Linked DNA regions of Homo sapiens: region 1 is linked to region 2. A link is a contact called in ENCODE Hi-C or POLR2A ChIA-PET data. All regions are on one chromosome and are shown on one strand. The core of a region is the stretch at or near the end of the contact, and the rest is flanking DNA. Distances in the headings are between cores, read along the strand shown.

The links. Hi-C counts contacts between places; a loop is a spot of excess contacts on that map. ChIA-PET counts read pairs that join two places held with the same protein, here RNA polymerase II (POLR2A). Pooled maps may share reads with other maps.
Region 1: a loop to region 2 is called in a map of endothelial cell of umbilical vein, with 4 times the contacts of the local background. The contact joins the enhancer-like site here to the promoter of KCNMA1-AS3 in region 2. A Hi-C loop is called at or near these places in 6 of 168 maps with a recorded cell type or tissue (MCF 10A, PC-3, aorta and 3 more), 1 of 37 single-sample maps with no recorded cell type and 5 of 50 pooled maps. POLR2A ChIA-PET finds 5 or more read pairs at or near these places in 4 of 52 experiments (AG04449, IMR-90, MCF 10A and 1 more).

What each region holds. Positions count from the first base shown.
Region 1 is chr10:77,385,704-77,390,908 of GRCh38, forward strand. The region is part of intron 2 of KCNMA1 (potassium calcium-activated channel subfamily M alpha 1); the gene reads right to left. Among named protein-coding and RNA genes, the nearest start is that of KCNMA1-AS3, 37 kb to the left of the region's middle. Within about 2 kb of position 1,273, at least 6 of the 41 ENCODE cell types and tissues checked have a DNase peak (open chromatin) inside an H3K27ac peak, as active enhancers do; they include IMR-90, PC-3, ascending aorta and 1 more, where a contact is called at or near this core.
Region 2 is chr10:77,347,850-77,352,442 of GRCh38, forward strand. KCNMA1-AS3 (KCNMA1 antisense RNA 3) reads left to right here and starts at 3,023. Exons shown (of 6, transcript NR_126365.1): 1 at 3,023-3,561. All of the region lies in intron 2 of KCNMA1 (potassium calcium-activated channel subfamily M alpha 1), which reads right to left. RefSeq lists an enhancer at 2,425-3,624.

The sequences.
Region 1 (5,205 bases), core at 23-2,522, 36 kb after region 2:
CATGGAGGAGAGCAGAAGAAGGACAGGTTGGAAAGAGGATAGGGGCCCTGACCATTTGCTTGAAGTGTTTGGGCTTTAGACCTTGGAAAGCCACTGAAGGTCTCTGAGCCATGGGGAAACCTAAGCAAAGCTGGCTTTGGGGAAAATTCATCTGGCAATAGCATGAAAGATGGACTGAAGCGGGGAGATGGGACAAATGAGGAGAGTGACATGTAGCTGCTATAATGAGTGAAGGAAGGGGTCACAGGGCTTAAGCCAGGACAATGGAAAAAGAAGCATCAAGGGCAAATCCATAGGACGTGCCTCCTACCAGGATGTAATATGTCTCCCCGAGTTTCCCACCAAAACTTTCACATCAGAAACAAGTTCCAAGGAGCACTCACTGGGCACTTTCGTGGCCATCCAGAGTGGCACATGGGTGCTCTATAGCACTGCTTTCCTCAAAGGAAACATGGGGTCATCTTGAGCAGCTGGAAACACTGGCTGAGCCTTTCCTAGTTGCATGCAGCCATTTACTGAGGCCAAGGGGGCAAAATCTAATCCTGACAAAGAATCCTGGCCACCTCAAATGCAAAAGATAGCCAAGTACAACGAACCATAGTCCCGTTTGTTATAATGTCCTATAAATCACAGCCTAGGCCTTACAGTTAATAGGGCTTTCTATTCCAATTCCCATTATGCTGGAAGGGGAAGAGGAAGAATTGAGGAACGAATGAGGAGTCTGAGAGTGAGTTACGGCCCAAGAATATGACTTGTCAGCCGTCTTCCAAGCTCTACCAATTGCCTGAAATTCTCTATCCAGTCGTAGGTTTGCATAAATTCCTGGAGAAGGCTTTGTCTGATACCACAGTGAAACAGATGCCAGGGTGCAGGCACAACAGGTAGACTCATAAAACTGGTAAAGAGAACTTTGCTTTGACAAAAGCTGGAGTTTTCCTTGTTATTTATCTTTCCTATTTGAAGCCTTGAAATCCCATTTTCATCTTGATGGAGATGATAAACTCTTAGAAAACTTTTATGGCTCCCAGGATGAAACTGAGGACTCTGCCTCTGCTCCCCACTGCAATTCTGGCAGGCTTTTAAATTCAAGTCAGGGCAGAAACTGTTTTTGGTCAGAGGCAAAATGTATTTATCTCTGTAAGCACAGCCATTAAGATGTGAGCATGAATAGCTAAGAGAAAGAACATTAAGGGAGAAACAGGAAGAAATAGAAGGTGAGGCTATGATGGAAGGAAATGATGACGCATCAACCCCCACCAAAAGCTTTTTACAGTGCCGGGGGAGTGGGGCACAGGGAAAGGCATCTGCAGCGATTGGGAGAAAGAACCCGGGAGTGGGCTGAGGGGAAGGCTTTGCAGTGGGAGGGCTGTGATCAGCGTGTGCTTCATGCAAAGAGAATTTTGAGAGTGGACATAACAAACAGGAAAATTGTGCTTGCATTTCTGTTTGTCTGTAGAATCACTGTGGCTCTGAAATCCACCCCCTCTGCTCTCCAAACACTAAAGAAAGTCTCCAGATGGAAAAATCTGAAGTCAGGCTGCAATATGAAAAAAGAAAAGAAAAAGAAGGCTGCTACAGGAAGCTGACAAATTTGCTGTTTCTCTGAGGTCTAACCTATGCAGCTGGGGTATCAAATACTAGACAGGGTCAGGAGACATGTCTGAAACTGACCAAATGACCTTGGACAAGCCCCACTTTAATCACACATAATGTAAACTTTAGGGAATGTGACCTAGAACAGGTAGCTAAGGCACAAATAACACTAGTACTACCACCCTCCAAGCTGGCACTCATGGCAGGCATCATTAGTCAGTCATGGAATTGTTCTTTTCTTTTCTTTTCTTTTCTTTTCTTTTTCTTTTCTTTTCTTTTTTTTCTTTTCTCTTTTCTTTTCTTTTCTTTTCTTTCTTTTCTTTTCTTTTCTTTTCTTTTTAGATGGAATCTTGCTCTGTCACCCAGGTTGGAGTCCAGTAGCGTGATCTCGGCTCACTGCAACCTCTCACTCCCAGGTTCAAGTGATTCTCCTGCCTCAGCCTCCCAAGTAGCTGAGACTACAGGTGCCTGCCAGCATGCTCAGCTAATTTTTACATTTTTAGTTGAGACAGGGTTTTAGCATGTTGGCCAGGCTGGTCTTAAACTCCTGACCTCAAGTGATCCACCTGCCTTGGCCTCCCAAAGTGCTGGGATTACAGACGTGAGCCACTGCACCCAGCCCTCGGAATTCTTTAGAGCAGAGCCATTATGACTGTTTGCTGCTGAACCTTAAATCTTTGGCCAAATATTCTCTGTAGCTGCTACTGATCAATCAGAATGAACCCAGAAGATGAAAGCTGATGAAAGATGATGAAAGTTCACCATTGCTAGACTTGATCTCTTCTAATCCTTAAACACTAGAGCCAGATAAGATTGCATGTCATGTGTAATCTCATTATAGACATCCTTAACTAAGTCCTACCTTGGTTTTCTTTTCTCTTTGGCCTTCTTTCCAAGTCTTAGCAGCCAAGGCTGTGAAATAAGAACTGGTATGAAGGCTCTTCATTCAACTCCACATCTGAAGCTCTGAAAGTGACCTTGTGCACTTTTCTTGAGCCTCTTTACTTTACGTTCCCCCATTCTGCCACAAAGCTCCTGGTGGGGCTGGTGTCTCCTCTACTCTCCTGCTGATTTCATCAAGGTAAAGAATTCTATTCCTTTTCAAATGCTTTGAGATCATGGGATAGAAGACAGCCTGGGGAAGTTCAAAGACGTTTAATCATTAGCCTCAGTTCTTTTGAAAATTATTAAAGAGCCCAGAATTAGAAATTCAGATTTCCTCCAAATCCCTGAGAACAAACAACTCTCTTGTAAATGGCTTAATGTGTCTGTTTAATGTACACAAAATTATCTTTCAGGAAAGTGGATTGTTTTTTATATCATTTTGCATCTCTAAAATATACCACCTATGGCAAAAGGATTGGGATTCAAAGTCTGACAAAATCTACAGCAGAAATAATTAGCACCAGAGGCTGTTTCTGAGAGTTAAATGAAAGAGAAACTGGTTATTTATTTATTTCTTTTCTCTCTATCTGTATCTCTCCATCTCAGCCCCGGGAAGAGGAATTGTATCTCTTGGTGCTAGAAGGGTGGCTTGCTGAATTGCCTTTACAAGGTTTTTTTCTGTAAGACAACAACTGAGCCCCCAACACACAACTCCCTGTGGGCCGCAGTGCTATGGAAACAGCTGCAGTGCTCCAACTCTGGGGAAAACAACCAGATAAACCCACTGGTTTGCAAACTAGGCACAAGGGCAGAGGAATAGTGATGTTTTCTAATTTAGCATCCAGGGAGGCAAGGGGGAGTCTTTGCTTAAATCATGTTAATGAAATTGGAAACACTTGAAATAGCCCATTGAGGGTCTGTTGCCCCTGTTTTTTAAAGTTCATCTAAAAGTTAACCTACAAGGAATTTTCATTTGGGGAATTTCTGCAATGTCAACTCCACTGATCACCCACAGTGTTTAACACCCTTGCTATAAATTTGGGGGCTAGCTTGGCAGCTCCTGCCACCCCCCTGAGTCTGCTACCTTGCTCCAGAAATAAAAAATGACTTTGGCCACAGTAATGTTTCCTCGATCCTCAGCCCCTCCTGGGGGCCTCCGGCAGTCATTATTTTAAATAAACATGCCTTTTATTGTTTTCAGGTACACAGAGATGGAGGCGCTTCTACCTCTGGAGGAGGGATGGACTTTCAGGGGCCCCATGATTTGCAGCAGTTCAGTCAAAAGCAATACAAAGAGCAAAGGATAGGGGCTGTTATCTCACCCAAGAGCTCCTCAAGCAGAGGATACTCAATTGGAAAGGAGGCTCTTCCAGTCAAATTTGGGGCTAGTGGGGTCACCACGTTTGATACCAACTAGGAACAACATCCCCTTAGAGGCTTCCAACTGAGGAAGGTTCCAAAAGAGAGCTCCATGGCTGAAATGATTCAAAAGAAGCCAACTCCTTCTCATTGAGCTGGCCCTTTGGAATATGGCCCCCTCCTCCCACGGCATCCTTCCCCCTGCCCAGTGCCTCAGGCCCATCTACATGCTTCTACCTATAGGCTTTGCTTCTTCTCTAGAAAGGAGCAAAGAAGGAAAAGAATCATTGGAGGTGAGTCAAAAGCAGGCACCGTAACTCACGGGGCCTTGTAAGCCAGGGACACAGTTTCAGATTTTACTTCAAATGGAGGCAAAACCATGGGAGAGCCATGCAGAGACACCCCTTGATGAACTCTGCTTCACGCCAATCACTCTGGCAGCTAAGAAAAGTGCATTCTCTCTCCTTTTGCAGTTCTCCTGGTGCCTAGCACAGGGCCAAGGGCACAGTAGATGTGAGCCTAACACTTGTGGCCTTTGCTGATGAAGGACAGTGAAGGGGATAAGAAAACATAAAGATATTTTGGGCTGCAAGGGAACGAACTACTGAAAAACTACTGCGGCCCCCTCTATTTATGGAGATGCTGAGGCCTTGGAGAGGGAATTGACTTGTCCAAGGTCAACCAGAAAAGTGATAGCAAAGCCAGGGTTAGTATCCAGGTTTCTGCTGATTGCAGCTCCTCAGATAAAAGTAAGTGACTTGCCTCTCTTCTCCCATATCCAGAATTGATCTCAAACACTGTCATGAATCCCCAAGGGCCAGAGAGACACACAGCATAGACCAAGGTGAGTAAACTGTTTTCTCTCTTTCTGATGATCTGAGCTTTTTCCTGGAGAGATCTCAGGTGGCCAAGAAACCAAGTTGCCCACCTCATGGTTCAGAGGAAACAATAACCTCCTGGCAGCTTCCCTGGGAGCCCATGCAGGTGCCTCAGGGATTAAGGAGCTCCTGAAAACAACTCCTTTCCTTTGCAGGAAGTGATTTTCCACCCCTGAGGCATAACACCAGGCAGAGGCTCTATCAGTGCCTGCTGATATAATTAGCTCTGGACAGACTCTCCAACCAAGGCAGACACAACCAGGCCCTTGCTCTAGAAACAAAAAGAATGTTCTGGACCTATCCCAGTACACTTCCAAACCCCACGCCTTCCTGGGCAAGTCGGGGCTCAGAGACCAACAAACCCAACAGACTTCAGCAGCAGCCAGGGAGCTGGCAGCCTCTGTCCCCTGAAATGCCACTTTTTTTTTTGTGATTCAGCCTCTGTTTCAAGCTATTTTTAGTGTAAGCAAAGGCTGCATCTGAGGGAAGG
Region 2 (4,593 bases), core at 1,773-4,272:
CTGTACTAAAACCTTAATTAAAGCACTTAATCCTCAATGCAACCCTGTGAAGTAGATGCTTTTTATTATCCCCTTTTACAGATGAGGAAACTGAGGCATGTAATGATTAGGTGACTTGCTCAAGGTCACAAAACTAAGTGCTGAAAACTTGGGATTCACATGGTTGCATCAAAACTTTATTGAAAGGATTGGTCAATCCAAGTGAACAACACATCTGGACTGTGCCCCATAGAAACAAGCATTTTAGTTTCACTAGAATCACCGGGATAAACAGAGGCAAGCTAACCCCTTTACTACAGGACATCTATGGTCTTTAACTTGTAAATACGAGGAAACCATCAAGAGGGAGATAGAGTATGCAGCCTTTCCTGAGCTTTGAGGGGCAACAGTGTGCTCTGACATACGATTCGAGATGTACCAAGTCTGAGTCATTTACCCTAAATAGAACAGCCTTCCATTGGCTGTTGGAAACACAAAGTAAAACCCAAAGAAGAGAGAAAGCAAAAGTGAAGAGGCCATTGTCCTCGATCCTTTATCTTTTGTTCTCTGATTCAGATCAGGAGAGGTGTGTATGCCTGCAGACCTGGACACCCGCAAGCCACATGCTGAATGAAGGCCCACAGAAGTCCCAAAAAAAGATGGAACCAGGGAAAGGAGGTCAGCCTGGAACAGTCCTGGGAAGCTGAGACCCAGCCCAGAACCTGCTGGAATCAATAGTCTTTAACACAACTGTGACATTAGCTTGGGCTGCTGGGATCCGTCTTGAAAGAAGAAGCTTTGTATATTTCTGCTCTTATTCCCCACAGGATCCAGAAATATATTTCTGTAATTCTTTTAGCTGATAAGTATGAAAAACAGAATTTTAAATATTCCAGTAGGGACCTGACAGAACAGGGCCATCTTCATTAGCTGCTGAATTTCCCAATGACTCCTAGAAATTGACACAATTAGACAAAATTAAGTGCTTCTGTCCTGAGGATAGGCCGCCACTGTTCTTTAGGGCATATCTTTGCAAAGGAAGGTGCTGGAATTCCTCACAAAAGCCACATCCCTCTCTCTCTCACACTCTTTCTCTGAGCAAATCTAAAATCTAGTGCCAAATTCCTTGGAGCTAATTCTAAAACCAGGAAAGCTTTTTGTAAGATTATAAAGATTGTATTGGACTTTGAAGATGAGTCCCTTTGCTCAGCAACTTACTTTCTTAATGCAATCCCTGAATTCTCCTTGCTATGCTCTGAATGTTTATGCCTGCCCACCCCCAATTCATACGTTGAAACCTCATCACCAATGTAATTATATTAAGAGATGAAGCCTTTGGGAGGTGATAACGTCATGGAGACAGAGCTCTCATGAATGAGATTCATGCCCTTATAAAAGAGCCTCCAGAGAGCTGCCTTGCCCCTTCCACCATGTGAGGACACAGCAAGAAAGTGCCATCTATGAACCAGACAGCGGGCCCTCACCAGACACCAAATCTGCTGGTGTCTTGACCTTGAACTTTCCAGCCTCCAGAACTGTGAGAAATAAATGTGCTTATCAGCCCCCCAAGTTTATGGTATCTTGTTACAGCAGGCCAAACAGACTAAGACATTCCTCCATCCTCCCATCGACTGGGCAAAAGGATAATATTACTTCCATTTCTATGGTGATTATGGAAACTCAGACCCAGCAAGTGGCTCCCAACCCACTGGGTGAGTAAGCAGGGAAACTGAGGTTAGGAAATGAACTCAGTTCCTTTTCTCCCCATCATCTTTTCTCCCCTATAAGAAACTTATCAGCAGTTCTTTTGCATGTAGAGTCAATCAGAAAATCATTAGCCAAGGTCAGACAAGAAACCACAGCTTTGGTTTCTTTGATTTCAAGGTTAGAATAAGAGCAATGGAACTTTAAAGAGCATGGATGGTAGTAACTGTCTCTGAGAAGCCAGCCACTCAAACTTTCCAGGCCCAGAATCAACATTTATTTGGAAAAACTTTTTGTTGTCCATTTTTTTAAAGAGCTCTAAACTTCCAGTGAGTCTTATGTAGATCTATTTATATGCCCATTTCTTCTTTTATTTTTTGAGACAGAGTCTCGCTCTGTCACCCAGCCTGGAGTATAGTGGTACGATCTCGGCTTGGCTCACCGCAACCTCTGCCTCCCAGGCTCAAGCGATTCTCCTGCTTCAGCCTCCCGAGTAGCTGGGACTACAGGCGCCTGCCACCACACCCGGCTAATTTTTGTATTTTTAATAGAGATGGGGTTTCACCATGTTGGCCAGGCCAGTCACAAACTCCTCACCTCAGGTGATCCACCAGCCACGGCCTCCCAAAGTGCTGGGATTATAAGCATGATCCACTGTGCCCAGCCTACATGCCCATTTCATAGGCAAGAATACTGATGCATAGGGCACACCACACTTTACAGGCACAAGAATGAACAAGTCTTTAGAGGGTAACTATTTCTTGTGCAAGAATCAAATGCAACTGCTGACACTTACAGTTTTATCACTGGTGACAGCATGAGTGGCTGAGTGAGCAGGATGAATCTTGAGCCTGGGGTGTAGACCAGAGCAGGGGCTTCCAGGTGCTCACACCTCTGGAAAGCAAGAGGAACTGGAACAGTTGGAGTTCAGAATAGGCTAAAAAATCTCCTGCCAGTCTTCACAGCAGAATCTCTGAGTGGAGCACACAGCCATTTTGAAGTTGGCCTACTTGGATGCCAGGGCTCAAAAATTCTAATGTGGCCAAAGAAACCTTCAGAGAACTACAGCAAATTCAACTGATAAATTTGTTCTACTCTAGAAAAGACACTGCCAAAATTCCAGTCCCTATCTATCAGGGACCTTGGATAAGTCCCTTCCCCTGCATGCATATCATCACAGACCATCCTCATATGGGGGTGGGGAGGGTGTCTCTCTCCCCTCTTCAGCTGCCTTCCTACCTCCAGGGGTGCACCAATTCACTGTGATGACCTCACAATCATGCCTGGTGATTATGAGGACTTAGTGGGATGATGCTCTGGGCAACCACAGGGATTGCTCACCGGTGACTCAGTGGTTGACTCAAAGGCTAGAGGGTGGTTTGGGGGTGGAGGCAGAGGTCCAGTGAGCTGGGCTCCACCCTTTCTCTCCCTGCAGTCCCAACTCCATTTTTATCTGTGCTATATGTTGGAGTCTAGCCAAGATGTCATTTGAACAAAGATTCTGAAAGATCAAAGAAAAAAGTTTGAAAACCACCAGGACAATGCTTTCAGGGGACTTTATCCAAAAGACTGCAACAATGTAAAGAGATACGATTGCTTTTATTACTGTGATATGTTTAAAGTATTATAAATTTTTTAAGAGCTTTGTAAGTGACAGAAGTGAAGACATGCTCATTTTAATGTTACCAGTCAACTCTGAGAAGACTAAAGGTCAAGGGACAATGAAAATGTGACCCTTACCAACGACAGAAACTCCCAGGAAGCCACAATTAACTCAAGACCACCAGGATATTTGGGGAAGTTTATCCTTCTGGAAACCAGAATTTCTGATTTGTGGAAAATTCTATAGATATTCTCTGCCAGACTCCAGCCTATTTGGTAAGCTGGCCACAGATGATTTAGAACACAATGACCCTGATACTCACTAGAGCTCTGAGTGTGGCTGGATAAGCCCATTTCAGCAGCATGTCAGCCCCTCCCTGAACTAGGCTCTGTCACTCAGATCTCAGATCTTAGGGCAGCTGTAGTCTGCCCCTTGCTTTCTTATTACCCCAGATAACCAATGTTATCCTCTGTTTTTCCTTCCTCCCAGGGGGAAAAGAATTCAGAACCCTAGTCTGAGTATATGAATTAGACTCTGCAAATTGTTTATATGAGTCATTCTCAAAACTAGGTCTGGAGGGTCCCCAAGAGATCCACAAATTTCTTGCAATATTCATGTAACAATGTTCATCTCTTTAGATCTATTACCATTGAGTAACCCATTGATATTTAACAACAAAACAACAGCAAACACCATCCTGATAGCTTTAAAAGCAACCCTGTTCTTCTAATTGTTTCTAGTGCATGCTTTTTGAAGCTAAACTAGTAGACTGGATTGTCCTCAAGTAGACTGGCTCACCAAAGGTGTCCACAACAAGAACATTTCAAGTTCAGATTGGACAGGAATATTTATGAGGGTTTGACCAGTGCTAGACTTGCCAGACAATGTGCCTGAATAGTCTCCCTGAACTTCTCTCTTAAACACAAACAAGATCCTATGCTGGCTTTCTGGCCACACCTGTGCCAGCCACAAATGGGCTAAAACACGTGAAATGTGCTGTCCGCGTGCAGGGTTCAAATCAGATAACAAAATACACATTGACGGTTCTCTATAGAATGAAAAATATCCTACTTTCATTGCATGCTGGTGTTGGGTCAGAAAACAACAGTTTCTTATTTCTCCTGGTTAGTGGTCCTTTGGAAATCACAGAGGAAATACATGCAGAGAGTTAAGAGGACTACTTCACATCTGTTGTCCCGTGATGCTACTTAACTGAACACTACACTCATGTGCCCATTCCCGTTCCCTTTCCCCTTTATGGTAAATGTTGTCCCATATGACTTTGTGATTGATGGAAATGTTCTCTA